Regions from separate parts of the Homo sapiens genome. Here region 1 is linked to region 2. A link is an interaction called in ENCODE POLR2A ChIA-PET data of the cell type or tissue named here. Cell type or tissue: PC-9. All regions are shown on one strand.

Region 1 (5,000 bases), 120 kb before region 2:
AGGGTTTGCATGGACAGCTCCTCTGAGCAACAGAGAGGGTGGCTCCAGAGGCCTGGGGCCCAGGTCTAGCCTGCCCAGGGACACACTATGGGGCCTTCCTTCTCTGGCTTCAAAGGTGCCATCTCTTCACAAAGAGGATTATTCCCCTGAGGGGTGAGGAGTGGTGAGCTGGGCTGCCAGCATCCTAAGGGCAGTAGGGAGAAAAGAGGCCCTCACTGTCCCAGCACCTAGGCCAGGGAAGTGAAGCAGAGCAGCAGAGTGCCCCACCCTCTCCATCCTGGGCAGTTGGTGGTGTCTTGGCAGTCAGGCAGGCCTGCCCTCCTCCACCCTTGCAGCCAGGCTTCTGCTAACACCTGGAGGGCATCCAGGTCCAGCACTTACAGGTTCTGCACTCTAATACTTTCCTGCACAGTTAATGCTCTTGTTCTCCCCAGTTCACAGCTCAGGAAGCAGAGATCAGGATAGACTGACTGGCCCGAGGTCACCCCAGAAGAGGGGAAGTTGGTATACAAACCCAGGTTAGCCTGCCCCCAAATCCAGTGATGATTCTGCCACTTCCAGATGAAAGCACCTCCCTTTCCCACCGCCACACCCAGCACCCCTCACCTGACTCTGAGCTGAAGTGAGAGAAGAAATCCGGGCAGGGGAGGGTGACCCACTCGCCAGAGCCTGCCGTTGGCCAGCACAGCAGCCCATCCCAGGTCGCAGGGCAGCCTGGATAGAGAGCCAGGAGCAGCAGAGACTCAGCCCAGGTGCAGGGCTGTCCCAATAATCCGAGGGGTGAGGCTGGAGGATATAAAGGAATCAGAGAAGCCACCACCTGCCTCCTAGGCCCCATACCCAGGGTGGTGTTGGGCATCTCCTCTGCTGCTTGTAGACAGGCACTCTCATCCTCTCTCAGCTGGGTGATGAAGTCACATTCTGGGTGCATGTGGCCCAATACCTGCTGGAAACAGTGAACAGGATGAGCCAAGCCATTTGGGTGTCTTTCTGGGCTCTGTGGTCCACATGACCTGAGAACAGGGACAAGGCCTGATTCATATCTGTGCCCTAATCCTAGGCAAAGACCTGCTCACAGTAGTTTCAGGTGTGTTTGGTAGATGTTCAGATGGAAGGAAGGAAGGAAGGAAGGAAGGGAGGGAGGGAGGGAGGGAGGGAGGGAGGGAGGGAGAGAGGGAGGAACAGAAGGTCTAATCCTCTCTTGTGCAGTTAATGCTCTTGTTCTTTCCATTTCACAGCTCAGGAAGCAGAGGTTAGGGTTGACCGACTTGCCCAAAGTCACCCCGGAAAAGAGGAAGTTGGTATACAAACCTAGGTCTGCCTAGGTTTGGATGGATGTTTCTCCATTCTGTCTCATGTAAGTAAGTTCTGAGACACATTAGACAATATGCTTCTGAAGATCTCACAGGGATGGCCAACTCCATTCTCATCAGGGCCTTTCCTCCTTCCCTGTGTCATTCTCCTTGCTCTCCACTCCTGCTCCCTGGAAGCAGTTCTGCATAATAATGGTAGACAGAATAATGGCCCCCAAAGATGTCCACATCCTAATCTGTGGAACCTGTGAATATGTTACCTTAAACGGCAAAAGGACTTTGCAGATGTGATTGAGTTCAGGATCTTGAGATGCAAAGCTCATCCTTGATTATCTGAGTAGGCCTGATGTAATCGCAAGGCTCCTTATAGGATGGGCAGTAGGCAAGAGAGTCAGAATCAGAGGAGGTGACATGAGGATGTGTGCCGTGGGAACTGAGATTTAAAGATGCCACACTGCTGGTCTGAAGATGGAGAAAGGGCATGAACCCAAGGAAAAGGCAAGGAAATGGATTATTCTCTACAGTCTCCAGGAGGAATGCAGCTCTGCCAATACTTTGGATTTACCCCACTGGAAACCATTTTAAATTTCTGACCTTTGTCTCAGTCTCTGCTTTTAGGGGTGCACACAGGCAGGAACACATGAGCAAATGGGTAGCTTAGTAAGTGAGAGAGAAGATGGATGAATGAATGAGCACATGGATGAGTGAGCACATGAATGAGGTGAAGGCTGCATAAAAAAAGGAAGGAGGGAAGGAAGGCAGGAAGGCAGGAAGGCAGAAAAGAAGGAAGGAAGGCTAGTGGAATGGATGAGTATACAGACAGACAGACAAATATATGGCTGGGGAGGTGGATGGATGGATAGACAGATGACTGGCTGCATGGATGGGTGCATGGTGGATGAGTGAGAGAGCTGTGTAAGGATGGATGTGTGGCTTCATGGATGTGTAGATGAAAGGATCATAACCTTGATGGCTGAGCAACCTTGAAAGATTATAGTTTTAGGAGCCTCCCAGATCTTGTGCTACACAGTGGCCATGAGAAATGATCTCTGGAAGCTGGAAACAAGTTGGGGTTTTTTTGGGAATCTTCTAGCAGTACTTCTGAAAGTGTGCCTCAAGAACCAGCTAGAGATCCATTGGGATGGAAGCAGGAATATGTAGAGATCTAGGGTGGATCCAGCACTTTGTATTTTAACAAGTTCTCCAGGAAACTGGAAGTGAACAGCAGGAATTTCTAGCACTTCTCCCTCCCACCGCCCCAAACCGAAGGAAAACCAAAACTGATCGCCCAGCAGGCCAGAGCCCAAACAGATACATACAAGGGAAGCCAAGTTTACAAAACATACTTTCTGCACTGTGAACTGGGTATACAGCATACACATTTTTGTATAAAACACACATCCAAGTCAACCAGTGTAGATGTCTGTTCCCCCAGGCTTTCACAGGAGAGGAGGGGCTGGGGAAGGGAGAAGGGCTGGATCCTAATAGACCCTGCGCAAACTGTGATCAGAAGCAGGACAGGGGCCGGGCGCAGTGGCTCATGCCTGTAATCCCAGCACTTTGGGAGGCCAAGGTAGGCGGATCACCTGACGTCAGGAGTTAAACACCAGCCTGACCAATGTGGCAAAACACTATCTCTACAAAAATACAAAAATTAGCTGGGTGTGATGACACGCTCCTGTAATCCCAGCTACTCAGGAGGCTGAGGCAGGAGAATCACTTGAACCCAGGAGGCGGAGGTTACAGTGAGCTGAGATTGTGCCACTGTACTCCAGCCTGGGCGATAAAGTGAGACTCCATCTCAGAAAAACAAAAAAAAAACAAAAAGAAGCAAGACAGGTACCATGGGAGGGAATGTCCCTCTCACAGGGATTGGGGAGGTGGCATTTGAGCTGGACCTGGGGACAAGGGAGCATTTTTTAGAGCCAGACACACACAGTGGGGAGAAGAGCATCTGGAACAGAAAGCACAGCATGTGCAAGGACAAGGGAAGTGGGAAAAGGTGTATTTGGGAAGTATCAGCTCAGGACTAATGTTTCTCTCCCCATGGCCCCCACCCCCACCCCACACACACACACCCTCAATGTCTAGCAGGATCCATGTCAGCAAATGTTTAATTAACAGCTAGTGTTCTTTGGGAGAAATGCAGGCACAGCAAATAGTGTAGCAGATGTAAGACCAGGGCTGGGGTCAGAGAGTAGAGACTTTGACCACCAGAGTGGGGACAATAGATGGTGGGTGACCACGTGGAGAGACCCGAGAGCTCTGCCGCAGATTTGTGGGATAGGAGAAAATCTGGAGAGCCAGCCCAGTAAGGAGGGTCACCCCCACCAGTGCTACCCTGGCAGGAGAAGTCACTCCTGTCCCGCCCTGCTGACCCCATGGGTCCATGGCTTGGACGCAGCTCTGCCATCTCCTGCCTGGCCCTGCAAGGCCCCAGGGTGCAGATGTCACCCACTACCCAGGCTCCAGGTCTTATTTTGGTGGGTGCCCCGGACTCAGCTCTTGGCTTCCTCCCGAGGACTCAGTAACCTCAGGTCCATCTCAGGGCAGAGCCCCGTTGCGTCTCCCCTACATCTCCCAACAGACTGAGCGCACAAAGCGGGGAAGGAAGAGCAGGAGGGCAGATGGGCCTGTATGGGACTTTCTCACACCATCAGCCTGATATTGACCCTGGGCTGTTGGAAGAGCTGTGGTCTCTGCCTATCCTTCTGCCTACTGCACAGTCTGGCAAGCCCCAACCCTGCCTGGGAAACTTTTCAGGGCCAATTTGGGGAAGCAACTGAGGGCAAAGGATGCCAGGAGAGCAGCCTCATGCCAAAAGGATGAACAGACAGTGCCCACACCTCTAAGAGAAGGAGGGAAATTCAGAGAAGCCCCACTAATGACTCAGGATGTGTGGGCATAGGGCCAGATGTAAGGAGAGATTCTAGGGAGGGAAGTGGTGGGAGTGGAAGGATAGATCGTTCTAAGATTTATCCAAATGCTCCTGCTGAATTAGGACTGGCGAAACACATCCTGGGGCTCCCAGTCACCCCCCCACACACATCGTGGACCCCACCCACCCCTGAGGGGAGGCTCCATCGCCCTGGACCCCCAGGCCTTGCATCTATGCCTGCTGCTCTTCCTGGTATCTGCAGGGGATGATGCCCACACTGGCAAACAGTGATTGAGTTCTAGCTTTGGTACTAGCACCATCTGCTGAATGGCCACCACCAGATCTTGGGTACCCCTGCTAAAAATAAAGCTTTTGCTGTAGAGTGCACACAGATGGCAGACAGGGGGGCAGTCGAAGTTTCCTGTGTTGCACCCCTATGCCCAGCCCTTGACAAATCAGATTCCACTCAATGCACAGTGACCCGGGCCAGCGGATATTTTCTCTTTTAACAAAAGAGATAAAAGCAAGACTCAGGAAGGCTGAGGAACTTGCAGTTCACACGGCTAGTTTCATGCGTCCAGGATTCAAGCTCAAAGCCTGTGCACTCAGGAGCAGGTGCAGCAAGGTGCTCGGGAGGGGCAGCACCCTCCAATAAGGCAGCGGAGGAAGAATGCTTCAGGCCCTCACCATCCCAGAACCTTGTGACTCCCAGCCTGGTCCCTGCTGTCACTTGCAGTAACCTCCTGGAAAGTTACTGGGAAACTGCAGCCCATTCAGGAAGGGCCCTCTCTCCTGATGCCCCGTGCTCC
Region 2 (5,000 bases):
CCAAGCATTCACCGAACCGGATGCCCCAGCTGCTGGGAGCACTGGCCCAGGTCACGGTTCACTATGAAAACCACCATGAGAAAACATTGCTCTAGGTTTCAGGAGAGCCCACACCAAGGACTAAGGGGGCCCTGGAAAGCAGAGCTTATCAGAAAAAGGAGAAAGGACTGGACTCAGAACCCACAAATGTGACTCCATCACCCCCACAGCTCCTGCTTCATGCCCTGCTCTCATACAAATGATGGCCATGTACTGTCAACTGCACATCCTGAGTACCTCATGCCCACCCTTCCCCTGCTGTGTGGCCCAGGCCAGGGTGTTCTGCCCTCAGTTCAGCTGTTACAGCCAGTGCCCCACCAGCAGTTTTGCTCCATCTCACCCCACCGTCCAATCACCATTGCACATACACATGGGGTGGGGGTGGGGGCGTGTCTTCCTACAACACAGGTGTGACCAGTGTTCCCCAACATGGATAGACGTTACACAAAATCGTGCCTGGAGTGTACTTTCTGCCTAGAACACCTAAGCTGGAAAAACTCCATATCTGGAAGTAAGGAGACCCCCTGTCAAACACTTCTACACTAACTTACTGAAGCAGGTAATTCTCAGTTGGAAGCTTCTCAGTGTAGCAACAAATAAGATTTTAAAAGCCAACAGTGGCCAGGTGCAGTGGTTCATGTCTGTAATCCCAGCACTTTGGGAAGCCCCAGGTGGGAGGATCGCTTGAGGCCAGGAGTTTGAGAACAGCCCAGGCAACATAGCGAGACTCTGTCTAGAAAAATCAAAAAATCAGCCAGGTGTGGTGGCATGTGCAGTCCCAGATACTCAGGAGGCTGAGGCAGAAGGATTGCTTGAGCCCAGGAGTTGGAGGCTGCAGTGGGCCATGATCGTGCCACTGCATTCTAGCCTAGGTGACAGAGTGATACCCTGTCTCTAAAACAAAAACAAAAACAAAAACGAACAAACAACAAAAAACACACACACATATATAGAGTATTTATCATGTGCCAGACACTGTTATAAACTCTTTCCATGTTATTTCATCAAATTGTTAAAGCAACCCTATGAGGGAGGTACCATTATATCCTCTTTGTAAAATGGGGAAACTGAGGCATGGAGACACAGTGATTTACTCAGATCAGATAGTTAGTAAAAACTGGAAAAAATAAACACTGAGGAAGGAAGGAGAGCTTGGGTAAGTAGAACCAACTGCCGTGGGCACCTGGTTTCAGGAACCAGCCTCCTTTGCCTTTGACCCTGTCTTTTCAGCACCATGTAACACAATCAAGAGATCTTGCTCTTGGGCAGGGCCTGTCCCCTCATCCTACAGGCTCTGCTTACAGCCCCTTTGAACCACCATGTCTCCAAGCACAAGTCCTCATTCTTTTCATTGGCTTCCAGTTAGTAACTCTGCCAGTCTCTCTATTCTTCCCTGGGCCTTCTCCATCTTTCTCTTTTGAGACACAGTTTTCTAGAAAACACAGTAGAGTTGGAAAAAGTACAGTGATCAGACAGGTAAGAGGCTTGGGCTGGATTCCTGGTTCACAGGTTCTGGTAAAACCGTTGCCCTCCCTGGCCTTTGTTTCCCTGCCCACCTACAAATGCAGACACTGGGTCAGATGCCCCCAAAGCATCATTCCAACACTGCCATTCTGTCTTTAACCCAGGAGTTCCCAACCCCCAGGCCACAGACTGGCACTGGTCTGTGGCCTGTTAGGAACCAGGCCGCACAGCAGGAGGTGAGCAGCGGACGAGCCAGTGAAGCTGCGTTCTGCCTGCTGTCAGATCAGCAGTGGCATAAGACTCTCGTGGGGGCAGGAACCCTATTGTGAATTGTGCATGCGAGGGATCTAGGTTGCGCGCTCCTTATGAGAATCTAATGATAAATGTAATGCACTTGAATCATACCGAAACCATCCCACCCCCACCTCCAGTCCATGGAAAAATTGTCTTCCACAAAACCAGTCCCTGGTGCCAAAAAGGCTGGGGACCGTGGATTTAACCCACCCCAGATTAGCCAGGGCTGTATGTGCCTGCGTGAGAACCTGCACCCACAGATGATGACAGGGAAAGGTCCTGCGTCTGAATCACCCAGGCCTTTACCAGATAGCTCAGCGCACGCCTTCACTGGCAGAACCCAGGTGACAAACAGGTCTGCATTTCCTGATCAGTCAGACTCCTCCCAGGAGGCTGGCACCTGGCCAGGCTCTTAAACCAAGAGAAGTTTCTTTAAGAGTCGAATTCCTCACAGGTGAAGTGCAGGAAAAAGACATTTATCTAGAGATAGGGAAAATAAATGATCTTGAGGGAATAATACATCCTGCTTTTACCTAAATTACCCAAGTGTTTCAGATGAAAGAGATGTTTCTACCCTAACTTTCTCAAAATAGCCTCACCTGTCCACTGTGACGTGCCCATGGAGCCATGTACAGAGTCTATAATTTGGGGGAGCTCCCTGTCTGCTCCCTCTCAGGGTCAAAAGCTGCAATAGGGGGTAGAAAGGCTGGCCTGGGGCTGCAGGACCATAGGTTCTGCTACCAATGTCCACAGAGGCCTTGGGCAAGCACCTCTCCTTATCTGGGCCTCGAATTCCCCAACTTCAGAGGGGAAGTGGAAGTGAGAGGAGGACTTCCTGGATTCCCCGACTCTCAGATCCGCACCCGCCTCTGAGGGCCGTTCCTGGCCTGTGGCTCTCTCCAGGCCTTCAGGGGGATCAAGAGCTCTTCATCTCTTTCTGTGAGCCAAGCCGGCACAGCCTCTTCTCAAGTGGAAAAACACCAAGTACTGCTGCCCAGCTCCATCCTTCCCGACTGAGGAGAGGCCGGCTGCCGGCCTGATGGAATGAGTCGTAATGAAGCCAGACAGTCCTGCAGAAAAAACACCACCACTGCCAAGATGCCTTTATTTCAGCGTGACTTCCCTGGAGGGTGCGATCCCATCCTCCATCTGCTTTCACAGAACCATTTCCCCACCAGATGTGGTGGGCAACATCTGAGGTGGGGGCCTCCAGGGCCAAGGCAGACCCCGCACACAGGCAGGAAAGTGCAGGGGCTGCCTCTGGGTCCACAGGGCCTGAGCTCCCCAGAGCCGCAGAGCAGATGGCAGCTGATGGCAGGTCATCGTGGTGTTCCTGAAGAAAACAGAAGAGCTTGCCCTTTTTTTTTTTTTTTTTTAAGCTGGATCATGTCTGAAATCCTAGAATTTCAGAGTCAAAAGGGAGTGCTGAGGCCTCACACCCAACCATTCACACATGGCTTTTGAAGGAACATCAATAACACAATCAATCAATGTGAAAACTATATAAGTCAATGAAACCGAGGAGCTGAGGACTGAGAGAGGTTCCTGCCCACGTGACCCAGTGTTTCCCTTTGCTCGTGTGGGGCAGGGGCTCTGTAGGTGTTTGCTATGTTGCTCTCTGTACTCTTCTGTGTTCATCTTTTCTAACTTAAAGCCAAAGGGGAGGTTCCACCGTGAAGCCGTTCATGAACAGAGCCACCCCTTGGTCCCTAGGAGTCTGTGTGGGTGTCCAGCGATGGAAGTCTAAAACTCAGAGCCCTCAGCCTTCCTCCTGGCCTCCCTGGGCCCCCACTGCTCCATGCCTCTTGCAGGGCACAGCAGCACAATGTGACACAGGGGCACCAGGTGCCAGTCTTGGTTCTGCCAGGGATGCCAGATGTGACCCTGAACAACCATCTTTCCCTCTCTGGGCCTCAGTTTCCCCATCTGTACCATGGCAGGCTGAGTTCAATGGCCCTACTCACTTATAGAGCCCTTGAAGATTTACAAAGGACTTTGCATTTTCTTACTGAGTCCAATTTAGGCAAGCCAGAGATGACTATTCCTAGTTCACAAACGGAGAAAGTGATGCTCTGTTTCCACACAACCATAATCCAGGTCCTGACCCGGTCTGGTACCCTCTTCAGCACCCTTCCCCTCTCCCAGGGTGGCTGAGGGGCACAAAGCCAGGCATTCCCCCTCCCAGCCTGGGCACCAACATCTACAGGCTAGACACCCACCCACTTGGCAAGGACAACCTTCTGTAGCCTCTGACCTTCAGGGCCTTGGCAAAGCAGTGACATGGACTCCACCTCCCTTCTCTTCTCCAGGCCCCCGACAGCAGGCCCTCACTCCCTGGTCTTCCGGGTCTTCACTTGACAGAAGCCCTAACCTGTCCTCAGGAGGGTTCTTCCTCCCCAACCCCTATCTACCTGCGACCTGAGGCAGGACCAGTGCAGGAGAGTGGGAGGAGACTGGGGTGGGAGGGCTGGGGAGGGCATCTGGTGCCTGCTGCCCAGGGCCCATCACCAGGAGGAGGCGAGTCCTTGCTGGGGTCAGGGGAGACGGTCTCTGGGCCTCCCCAGCTTGTCTCCCTGTGACAGCTCTGCCTGAGTCCCCTGAGGCTTTTTCAGCGAGCTCCATAACTAAGCCAGGCTCTCCACTCCTCCCTCTCAGGGGAGTCTGAAGAATGTCCCCTGAGGCCTGCTAGGAGGTCTGTGGGAGCAGGAAGTCAGACCGCTTCACTCAACCTGCACAGCACAGCACCTCTGTGATGGGGCAGCAGCCGGTAGGGGTGGGCTACAAGCAGCACCCAGTCCAGGGGGTGGGCTACAAGCAGCACCCAGAGTTGCAGGGCTCCAAACAAAAGCGAGGTCACTCTCCTACACCATGAATCCTTCCAGGCTCGCTGGAGAAGGTGGCCCTGGCCAGCAGGCCGTGCTCTCCCAGCTGCATGGCACAGACCTCCTCTGGTCCAGCCAGGCAGGCCCCCCCATAAGGTCTGGCTCCTTGGCACCTGGCACACCTCCACACATGATGACCCCCAACAGGCCAGCAGCTCCTTCTTCCCTCCTCCTCTGCCCACCCCCACAGCCCCAGGACCCACTGGGCTGCACCATCCTTGGCCTGCAGCTAGGAGGTACCTGCCTGGCCGGCAACGACAGATAGAAAACCTCACTCCTCCAGCTTAGCAGTTTTCTTTCTACCCAGACACCCCCTTGGGA

The links. Peaks named below come from ENCODE experiments on the same cell type or tissue, not always from the same donor. Only the 100,000 strongest peaks of a DNase experiment are listed, where the experiment ranks them.
Region 1: POLR2A ChIA-PET joins it to region 2 with 6 read pairs; 2 of 35 experiments call an interaction of 5 or more read pairs at or near these places.

The regions. Positions count from the first base shown.
Region 1 is chr7:30,964,777-30,969,776 of GRCh38, reverse strand. GHRHR (growth hormone releasing hormone receptor) reads right to left here. Exons shown (of 13, transcript NM_000823.4): 2 at 841-943; 3 at 607-714. Among named protein-coding and RNA genes, the nearest start is that of GHRHR, 3.3 kb to the right of the region's middle. In PC-9, no CTCF peak of the experiment used is centred here; no DNase peak of the experiment used is centred here; H3K27me3 peaks cover 3,151 bases.
Region 2 is chr7:30,843,692-30,848,691 of GRCh38, reverse strand. The region is part of intron 9 of MINDY4 (MINDY lysine 48 deubiquitinase 4); the gene reads right to left. The region is part of intron 11 of INMT-MINDY4 (INMT-MINDY4 readthrough (NMD candidate)); the gene reads right to left. Among named protein-coding and RNA genes, the nearest start is that of AQP1, 66 kb to the left of the region's middle. RefSeq lists an enhancer at 162-231. In PC-9, no CTCF peak of the experiment used is centred here; DNase peaks (open chromatin) are centred at 2,151 and 2,821; H3K27ac peaks cover 1,835 bases.